3 separate regions of the Homo sapiens genome follow, and all the other regions are linked to region 2. The links are chromatin contacts, found by Hi-C in ENCODE. All regions are on one chromosome and are shown on one strand. The core of a region is the stretch at or near the end of the contact, and the rest is flanking DNA. Distances in the headings are between cores, read along the strand shown. Region 1 has its middle 11 kb from the start of MIR3679. Region 2 holds the start of ZRANB3 (zinc finger RANBP2-type containing 3). Region 3 has its middle 35 kb from the start of MGAT5.

Region 1 (3,545 bases), core at 151-2,650, 1.4 Mb before region 2:
GAAGGTAAAATTAGGTTGTCACATGAGTTTCATAACTGCACAAGGTTTCAGGGAAACCTGTGAACTTGCATGGGAAAATATTACACTTTCATTTTCCCTAACTTCTAGCCAAAATTTGGCAATTCTTTCACTTTGGAAGGTTGGACATAAGTCACAGTAGTATTAGTGCTGTTTGTGACTTTGTCACCAATAGAAATCTAATATTTTCATGTCACATTAGAGATGATTAACAGGTGTGTTGAAATACCAGTATTCATCACCACTTTGAAATTACGGTGGTTGTTGCACCTGTTGCTAGATAGTATTATTTAATGTGTTAAGATACAAGCTGCAGGTATTGCCATTTACCAATTAAAAAAAAAATTGGGGGGCCAGACGCGGTGGCTCATGCCTGTAATACCAGCACTTTGGGAGGCCGAGGTGGGCGGACCACTTGAGGCCAGGAGTTTGAGACCAGCATGGCCAACATGGCAAAATCCTGTCTCTTACCAAAAATAAAAAATTAGCTGAGCGTGGTGGCGGGTGCCTGTAATCCCAGCTACTAGGGTGGCTGAGGCAGGAGAATCACTTGAATCCCAGAGGCAAAGGTTGCAGTGAGCTGAGATTGCACCACTGCACTCCAGCCTGGGCAACAGGGTGAGACTCTGTCTCAAAATACATGAATAAATAAAATAAATAAATAAATATAAAAAATATTTTGGTAACAGTATTTCAATATCATTGATTTCCTCTGCAGTCCTGTGTATTTTATTTTATGCATTAAAAAAGTCTTTCTGAGAAGGAGTCCATAGGCTGCCCCTAGTTTGCCAAGGGGTACAGTAGAATTGTGGTGTGTTCTAGACCCTGCACACCCACTGCTCCCCTTTCCCTCCTCTTCATCAAGAGTTGACCTCCTCCTGACTTGGGCTTTCTCCAAGGCTGTCAGGTGCGTTTGTAGAGTGGGTGTGGGCTTATCTCCAACTTTTTATCTTAGACCTGGTCAAAGAATTGAGCTCTATTCTTGGCTCACTGGTTTATCATATCCAGGGAGGCAAGTTTGTCAGAACGTTCCTCTAGCAAGGCCATATCTGTCACTACAAGGTATGTGATTCATTTAAAGCCAAATGTCCTAATTATCTGAATCCTAAACAGAAGTCTGATTTCAGCTTCAGTTTCAGTTTTTCAAGTGGAGAAAACCCACAGACATTCTGCAGGAAAATGCCCTAAATACACATTAACCCCCTGTTTTCCTCTTGGTATGCTTTAAGGTTATATCATCGACAACAGCACTCTAAGAAATAGGTCTCTGCCCAAGAAATATGTTGTGCACATGGTTGCCAGGGGTGTTTTCCTGTTGGCGTATGGCTTTGGACAGAGGGGCATCCCCTAGGAATTGGGGCTTGGCTTGGAGGTAGTCAGCGCCATAGGAATGCACTTCCTCTTGGCTTCCCGCTTGCCACTCAGTGAGTCCAGCCCAGAGGGTGCTCTGCCGCTGCTGTACCTGGATTTCTGAGAGTGGAGTCAGCCCTTTTCTGTTTCTGGAAACTTCTCTTGATAGGAAATGACTCTGTCCACAGAAGAGCTTATTGTACTGCACCTCGTCAGGCTGCAGACTTGAAGTCATTGCTGTGCTGCCATGGGCATCTCTTTCCACTTGTAGCTATATTTAGAGCATGAAAATGCTGAACATTTCCTTCCTGTTTCTTTAGAAGTCAGAGCGGGGAGGGATTTCTTGTATTCAACACAAATCCCTCGGATAACCATATGAAAAGATAATGGGAATAATAATTTTTCGTTCTTTGTTTAAAAAAATATTAACGCTGAAGCTTGGACTAGAATAGTCTCTATTTTTTTTTTCTGCTTCATTTTTCTATGTTATTGGTCAGTTTTATTATTGAGGCAGTTACATTACATTATATTCTTACTGTTTAAAGATAATGTATTTGTATTTAACAAGTTTATCAATGAAGGGATAGCATCTCGCCTTTCTTTTCTTTTTTTTTTTTGCAAATGGAAATAGCAAAGTTATGTTGCTTTCTGAGTCACTGATTGATATTACAGATTTGTGTTCAAGATTGTTGGCACAATTAGGCCTGTTTTTTTTTTTTTTGTTTTGAGACAGAGTCTTGCTCTCTTGCCCAGGCTAGAGGGCAGTGGCGCTGGTCACTGGTCACTGGTCTCAAACTCGTGGGATCAAGTGATCTTCCCACCTCAGCCTCCCAAAGTCCTGGGATTATAGAGGTGAGTCTGACCTAGGCCTAATTTTTAAAGTGAGATACCTAACATAATTTTATTAAGAAGCTGTTCTTCTATCATTGCCCTTTTTTTTTTGGCTTGAGAAAGCAAGAAATTCACCAAATTTACTCGCTAAGAGTTAGTGATTCAGTCTGTAGGATCTCTGACCACTCCCCTCCCCCACTCTGAACCACATTCACTCAGACTGTTTCATATTTTAATCCTACTTTGTGGAGAGCATAAATAAAGTCCAGAAGGTCTAAAGTGTAGGAGTTAAAGTACCCATGTGTGGTCCATCTTCTGGTCAGATGGATGACAGAATTAATTGTGCAGCTGCTGGACACGGATAGATCCCATTACCATTTTATAGACCATATCACAGTAGAAAGTGGAAAATATAGGTCCTGTCTTCAACTTGACAACCAAAAGGTGAGGACCTCACACATGCAGATGAATACTTTCTCTCTGAGAACAGACCTTTTGGGCATGGTAGCTGGTGTACTGGGAATACTGGGTCCTCCTGTTACCGTGTCTTGTGCACACTGTCTAATGTCATGCTTGGGATAACCATGTATATTAGCTTCCCTTATTTTCACCGGACAAACGTGAAACTTATGAGGGAAAGTGAAGTATGTTGTCTGGGGTGACTCACATAATAAGCAAGGTGGTCATATAATTTATCATCCAAATCAGGATGCTTTTGAGAGTGAAGAGGGGTGCTATTGATGATTATGCTGGGATAACAGGCATAAAAGGGGATATATGGTCCCCCTACTGATAAGGTACAGATTGGGGGTTAAATGCAGGTCTCTGATCTTAAATTGTGCCTACTTTCCATTACATGCTGTTAGATCAGGCCACTCTGTCTGCAAATGAATTGGTAAGGCACAGATGGAAGAACCTTCTGAAGATGAGTTCTGCTCTAAGAATACAGCCGAAGAGAAATTCTCTAAGGCTAGGCGAAAGGTTTTTTTGGCCAGAGAAATGTCTACTAGAGATCTTCTTTCATGTAAAAACATGGAAAGGGTTTTGTTGGAAAGACAGTTTCTTCCTTCATAAAAATGGTTTTCCATTGTTTGTTTAAAAGAATGGGTCTGCTTTAGCATTTATAAGAAAGACGGAGTAAGAGTCACAGAATCTCATATCCAGGGCAAACATCTTCATAGCCTGTGGCTGTTAAGATCCAGAATGGTAGATGAATTCTTTAATAGTAAGGTGTGTAGATACAAATTTACTACTCTTGTTTTTAGCACTCTGGCCGTGGCTGCTATCAATGAGGCAATTTTGTGTATGGTATAATCTTACTCTGAGATGTTAAGGTAAAAATCCCA
Region 2 (3,540 bases), core at 739-3,238:
TAAGAATAAAGGGCACACGCATAGGGAGGGAAAAACCCTTTTCTGTAACTTGTATCTTCTTTATTCAATCAGTTTTCCTGGGTACCTTAAATGGAATGTCCAAAAGTATACATACAGTCGCCCTTGAACTCTGAAGGAGGCATAAATCAGGGCCTTACGTGCTAAGATTATTAGGCTGTGGGCTCCATGTGGCCGATGAATAAAGGCATCTTTTTAGTGATGCCTTTATTCATCGGTGTATTATAGTTGGCACCCTGTAGTCACACGTTTTTTGTTTTTGTTTTTGTTTTGAGACGGAGTCTCGCTCTGTCACCCGAGGCTGGAGTGCAGTGGCGCGATCTCGGGTCACTGTAACCACTTCCGAAGTTGAAGCGATTCTCCTGCCTCAGCCTCCCGTGTAGCTGGGACTACAGATCCTACAGATCTCTGCCACCACGTCCGGCTAATGTGTGTGTGTGAGTTTTTAGCAGACACAAGATTTCACCATGTTGCCCAGGCTGGTCTCGAACTCCTGACCTCAAGTAATCCTCCCGCCTCGGCCTCCCAAAGTGCTAGGATTACAGGTCTGAGCCACCGCGCCTGTCTGCCACTCGTTTAATAAATGGTCGTTACTCAAAGAGTGGTGATGGGGCCACTCTTGATTATCAATCCTTCAAACAGAAAAGCCCTTTTCTGTGACTCTTTTCCTTCCAAGCTGACTTTAGAAGTGTGTTTGTGGCCGGGCGCGGTGGCTCACGCCTGTAATCCCAGCACTTTGGGAGGCCAAGGTGGGCGGATCACGAGGTCAGGAGATCGAGACCATCCTGGCCAACATGGTGAAACCCCGTCTCTACTAAAAATACAAAAAATTAGCTGGGCTGAGTGGCGCGCGCCTGTAATCCCAGCTACTCCGGAGGCTGAGACAGGAGAATGGCGTGAATCAGTGAGCCAAGATCCCACCACTGCACTCCAGCCTGGGGACAGAGCAAGACTCCGTCTCAAAAAAAAAAAAAAAAAGTGTGTCTGTAAATGTAGTTCAGAACTTCGGAGCCCTGTCTTTACAGTTCAAACTGACCACGCGAAGACTAAAGGCAGTAGAGGTACTTTCTACAAATTTAGCCGTGCAATCTAATAGCGAGCAGGCCGAGACGCCCGCGATTGAAGGCCGGGGTGGAGAAAGTAATAAGGGCCCTGGAAATTACCCCCATCCCATGTCACCCACTCTTTCTTAAAATGCCATTAAATTCCGTTCAACTTTTTATCTCCCATGCAAGAAACTAGCGACTTGCCAGCCACGCCACTTCCAGCCAGTCACACCTGGCGTATTCGCCGCAGAATCTCCAACTCCCGCCACAGGTTTGGGACGTGTCCGCCCCTAAGCGGAAGTGACGTTCAACGGGACAACGTGAAAGTAGATGAGTTTAAATACGTACTAATAATTTAAAACCCCTATGGTATTTTGAGGAAACTCTTCCGGCTACCCTTCTTCCATCACTTCTCTCCCGTTAGGGTTGCGAAAAGGGCTCTGTACAGCCTCGCGACAACTCGTTCTCCGCCCTAATTTCAAGTCATTCAAAACTCTGTCCCTTTTCATTGGCTGAAGCGGCGGCATGGGTACCTCTCAGGAACTACAATTCCAGCCAAGCACCGCGACAAGTGAACGGAGGAGAAGTTATGAGTAGGGGAAAAGCATGTTGGGAATCGTAGTCCGCTCCAGGCCGAAAAGAGCAATCACCCCGCCCTCCGCCACTGAAGCTGGAGAAACCAGGTGTTCGTTTCAGAACCCGTTAGCGCTAAGGGGAGGAGCCAACCCCTTAAGCAGCATGCCTCACTTCGCCCCACATGGAGGATAATTTTCCTTTACCCCTAAAAAGCACTATAAATACCCACTGAGGAGATCTGGTTGTCTTTTAAATACCTCGAGTCAGTAAAAACTCACGAAACTCCGCACCTCAGGCTCCAACTCGTGGGAAAAGGTAGCTCTTTTACAAGTGGGCAAAATGGCTGTCCTCCTAGTTTTACCATTGGTTGGCTTTTGCGTCCTTCAAGGGCGGTTACTTACCACGGATTGGTTCTTTTTCTCTTGAGGTTGGAGGAAGATTTGGCACGGCTCTCCGCGGCCTGGGAGGAGGTAAAGGGGTGGAGAGAAGACAGTTTTTTTCAAGCTTGATTGGGCAAAACTCATGTCACTCCGGGGACGTACAACCTATGAATAGTCGGCTGCCGCTCAAAGAGAACGAAGAGGCGGGGCTAGTGCGTGGTGGGAAGGGGCGGGATTCTGCCAGCCGCGGCTGCCGCTGGAGCCGGTGTCCGGGCTGGTGATGGGGTTAATTCCCTTTCGTAAGACTCTTACTTGCACCCACCCAGCCCCGCCGTCGCCCCGCCGCGCCGCGCTCCAACCGCCTCCTCCTCCTCAGTAACGCGGGTAAGAGATGCCCTTCCCTCCCCCGTCCAGCTCCCCGGGAATAACGCGCCTTGCTCCCCTCCCCCGCCCGCCAACCGGTAGCGCTAACGGAGAAGGAGGCAGGCAGGGGAGAGATGTGGTGTGTGGAAAGGTGGCCTTCCCCGCCGGGTCGTCGGCGCTTCAGCCAGGGCCTTCTGACGTCCCGCTGCTGCCAGCCCGCCGTTAGGTCGGGTTCCGAGTGAGCCAGGCTCGCCTGGCCCGCGGCTGCGGCTCCGGCTGCAGCTGCAGCCACTGCCTTGTGCCCACCGCCCCCACCCGGGGGCCATGTGAAAAGCAAACCCCTCGAGGCCTAGCGGAGGAGGCAGGGGAAAGGTTTCCGAGTCCCTGCCATGGCTGCTGCTGCTGCCTCCGCGGCTGCTCTTGCAGCCCCAGGGACTCGGGAGCCAGCCACAGCAGGCCTGCCAAGAGCGTGGTACTGCTCTCTCGTGTGGCTGGCGCCGGTGCCCCGGGCTCCCCCGGCCGCCCCACGGCCGCATCCCCTGGCCTTGCACCAAGAGAATTTTCAGCTTCGACCGGTTGGTAAAATGTAGGTACATTTTCCCTGTGGTACCAGAAAAAGCACAATGGGAATATTAAAAAGAAAGTTGAATGACTGTCAGTGCCACGGTCCCCCGGGATCAGATTTACACACGTTTTGATTCCTGAGCCTTAGGCTGCCAACAAATCTTTGTGGGCTTTGAAGTTTTTTGGTGTTTTGTTTTCTTTTGTTGCTGTGACTAGGTGCAAAGGGTGACTCTGTTGAGCTTGTTTTTATAAAGAAACTTAAATTATTGGGACTATCATGCTCCGTGTGTAATTGTCCTGGGATAGTTAAGTAAAAGGTGAAGAAGAGGTGCTTTCCAAATTAGGATTAGTGAACAGCAAATGGTTTTTCTAATAAAATTTTCTAAATATATATATATATATCTTCATGGTTATAGTTTACCTAATTGTAACTGTAAGAAACCTTTTTTAGCTTAAATATCATTGATGACAAAAACTTTTAAATGAAAAGATGATTAAAGTCAAACTGAAAGTCTACCCATTTATAATATGTGAAACAAGATCTTCTAAGTAATAGGATACCAGTCTGACAGGAATAATTGGACACGTCTCAA
Region 3 (3,283 bases), core at 346-2,845, 1.3 Mb before region 2:
AGATGTGAGTACAGTACTAGATGTTTAAAGATGTTCTTATGCCTTGCCCTTTCCTTAAAGGATTTGACATCTTCACCAAAAATTGAGATTCTTTGAGAGCTGGTTCATGTGACAGATGATGTACATAGGGGGAGAATAAGACAGGTGATTAATAAACACTGCTGTTACTATTACTGGCTGGCAGAAGGTGTCAGTGGAAATGAGAAGCAGGTTCTTGGTCCTACTCTTCCACTTTCCTTTTCAAGAAAGCTTAAGTGAGTCACAGTGGTATAGATGAGGGTGATGATGAATCTACACTAACTTAATCACTTGCAAAATTCAGAAATACTTTGTGCAAATGCCCCCACAGCAGATCTTGATGTATCTCGACTTGTTGCAACACCATGTTTAAGAACTGTGGTTCTCAGTCTGACACAGAACAAAGACTCATAACCCCAGCCTCCTAGGAACTTCACTATCATAAATTAGGCTGTTCATTAATTCAACGTATCAGTTAACTGTTACCACATGACACCCTGTCCCAAAACTTAATGGCTTAAAACAGTAAGCCTTCATTGGTGTTCACTAGTCTGTGGGTGAGTTGGGTCGTTCTTTTAGTCTTAGCTGGGTTCACTACTGATGCAGGGGGCAGGGTGAGGGGTCAGGCTGCTGGTCTCAGCTGGGCTTTCTTATGTATTTGAGGGGTAGGCTGGCTGGATCTGGTCTAGGATGGGTTCCACGGGGCTCCCTTCCACATGGTCTGCCGTCCTGTGGCAGGCTAGCCCAGGCCATCTGCTTGGTTCTAAGAAGGAAGTAGAAGCATGCAGTACCTTTGGAGGCCCAGGTTGGGACCTGGTGTACTGTGACTTCTGCATTTTATCAGCCAAAGCAAGGTGCAAGACTAGCCCAGATTCAAAGGGTAAGGATATAGACTTGTTGATGGGAGTTGCTGTTGAGTCTTATTGCAAGGGGAATGGGATACAGGGAGACTCTTAATTGGGACTATTCATTCGATTAGCCTGCCACATCCTTTCTTTTATTCATTGATTCTGTTATACTTCACGTGGTTCCTTAAGCAATGCTTCATTCTGTTGTTCCATTCTTTACTAATTAAAACTTCTTAAAGGCTGTGTATCATTTACTGTCCATAGTCTCTGGGAAAGCCACAGAGATGAGTAAGATCCCAGTCCTACTTTGCAGAAGTTGATAAGCAAAGGGCCAGGGGAGATGGACATGTCAGTGGCCAGTAATTAGAGAATTTGAGGAAGCCCAGGGAGGTGTGAGTGCGGTGGAGTGGGCTGGGAACCCAGAGGAAGTAGCAGCGAGCCACCTGTCGGGGTGCAGCGGCTTCATCAAGGAGGAGCTCAGTCACCCAGGAGCAGGAAATGGCTGAGCGAGAAAGCAAGAAGAGAGCACATGTGGCAGGTGCAGAGGGGCCCAAGGTGGGCAACAAGGCTTGTGTAGCTGCTTCTGCAGTGCACAGTTTACTGTAGGGGTGGGAGTGGCAGGAGACAAGGCTGGAAAAGCCCACCTGGGCCAGGTGGGAAAACCTGCTGTGAGAGCTAAGGGGCTCAGATGTTTTTGATGGCTAAGAAGGAAGTTAACAGGATTCTTCTCTCTCCCATGCCGGTGACTCATCTACTTTAACGAACAGACAGTTCAATTATTGCACCCTAATGCTTTTTCCTCACCAGAATGAGGAAGCCGGGATAGTATAGTTGTGTGAATTCCAAACTGTCCTGAGGTGCCCCGGAGTGCCACAGCAAAGTCACAAGGCTGGCATGGGATATTTTAAAACTTTGAGGAAACACAGAGAGACATCTGTCAGGCACCACTTAACCATCACTACTAAGTTGTTGGGACCTAACTACTCAGTAAATGGAGCTTTTATGAGTTCTTTTAGGAGATCCTGAAAAAATTACGGAATCACAAAAACACAGTAAAGTGGGAGTGTTTGAATTTGGGAACTTCTGGTGAAGTTGTTAGGAGTATTGGTTTCAAATCTTGTTCCTGCCTCCTGTCCCTTGAGCGAGAGAGTTACTTTCTTGAACTTTCTTGACCTGTTTCCTCTGTGAAGTGGAGATGGCACTACTCCCTTACTTGGTTGAGTTATTGAGAGGAACAACTGAATTCATAGGAGTAAAGGAATTTAAATGGAGCTTGGCACAGCATAAATACTAATATTAGCATTATTAAGTAATGCCACAGTACCTGGGCTGTTGCAAGTTCATTATCTTGTGAAGGCAGCAAATGCATGACATACGTACCCCTGTTCTTGGAAGGAGGACCAGCAGAGTAGTTGAGGAGGCTCAGAATGGTAAGTAGGACTTTATATTCTGCATGAAATTACAGTGTAATAGTGTTGCATAGCTGTATGCTCTTCGATGGAAAACTAGTTCTTCGCCAGCCTCTCATTTCAGGAGACTGCATTTCCAAATGCAGCTCTAGTTTCAGAGTAGTGTCCTTGGGCACATTCACTCCGTTTTTCTTTCCCATGTATCCCCCACCCCGACCAAATGAAATGACCTGTCTCTGCCATAAATGGCTCAGATAAAAGGCACACAAGATGGTGTCTCTGCCTTGTTTCCTGCACTAATGGAAAGGAGCAGGATGGCCCAATAATAGTTGTTGGGGTTGGTGGGGGGATGTCTCCCGCCAGTGCCAGGAAATCTGCTCCACACACCAGGAAGGCTTCAGTCTGTAATTAAGAGCTGATTTGTGATGGCTTAGCCAGCCCATTGTGCCCCATCTACATTTGGTCTCCTCTCTGTTTTCCTTAAGAGGGCCTCAGATTACACTGGGTTAGATTTTCTGTCCTTAGTGCGTATGTGTATGTGTATGCACGCTGCTGCTGTTTTTTGCTTTCTGTAGCAGGGATCAGCCTTCTCCCCTCCTCACCCTCCTCTTTCCTTTGCTCTAGTCTGTGTGCTCGCTCTTGTCCAGGGAACTTCCTTTTTTATCTTCACGTATGTTACTGACTCCTCACTCTGACTTATAGCAGGCAGTTAGCTGTGGCCTCATTGCTCATTCTGATGGTGTTCTTTTTGGATTCTGCCAAATCTCTTTCGCATTTGTTTTTCACCTCAGTACTCCACGCTGTCAGCAGTTCAGCAAGCCCTTTCCAAGCTAATTTTCCCCCATTTACTTTTTAATTAGTTTTCTTCTCCTGCTTCTCCACCCCCTTGTCCTGCAGTTTTTTGTGGATAACAGTTGAGAGCCCCACTCTTTCTTATGTGATTTTTAAGAAAATGTGGGTGTTGACAAAAAGAGTCAAACTCTGTAAAATATTTGAAGAGATTTATTC

What was found. A loop is a pair of places that touch in the nucleus more often than their neighbours do. Pooled maps may share reads with other maps.
Region 1: a loop to region 2 is called in a pooled map, with 4 times the contacts of the local background. The contact joins the enhancer-like site here to the promoter of ZRANB3 in region 2. A Hi-C loop is called at or near these places in 5 of 168 maps with a recorded cell type or tissue (CD4-positive, alpha-beta T cell, CD4-positive, alpha-beta memory T cell, CD8-positive, alpha-beta T cell and 2 more) and 6 of 50 pooled maps.
Region 3: a loop to region 2 is called in a pooled map, with 5 times the contacts of the local background. The contact joins the enhancer-like site here to the promoter of ZRANB3 in region 2. A Hi-C loop is called at or near these places in 2 of 50 pooled maps.

What each region holds. Positions count from the first base shown.
Region 1 is chr2:134,135,916-134,139,460 of GRCh38, forward strand. It overlaps a transcript of MGAT5 not described here. Among named protein-coding and RNA genes, the nearest start is that of MIR3679, 11 kb to the left of the region's middle. Within about 2 kb of position 1,401, at least 17 of the 41 ENCODE cell types and tissues checked have a DNase peak (open chromatin) inside an H3K27ac peak, as active enhancers do.
Region 2 is chr2:135,529,230-135,532,769 of GRCh38, forward strand. It overlaps ZRANB3 (zinc finger RANBP2-type containing 3), which reads right to left and starts at 1,989. Exons shown (of 21, transcript NM_032143.4): 1 at 1,898-1,989. It overlaps R3HDM1 (R3H domain containing 1), which reads left to right and starts at 2,255. Exons shown (of 27, transcript NM_001378107.1): 1 at 2,255-2,404. RefSeq lists enhancers at 1,302-1,381, 1,732-2,001, 1,970-2,264 and a silencer at 2,232-2,421.
Region 3 is chr2:134,217,841-134,221,123 of GRCh38, forward strand. It overlaps a transcript of MGAT5 not described here. Among named protein-coding and RNA genes, the nearest start is that of MGAT5, 35 kb to the right of the region's middle. RefSeq lists a silencer at 136-205 and an enhancer at 1,110-1,179. Within about 2 kb of position 1,596, at least 11 of the 41 ENCODE cell types and tissues checked have a DNase peak (open chromatin) inside an H3K27ac peak, as active enhancers do.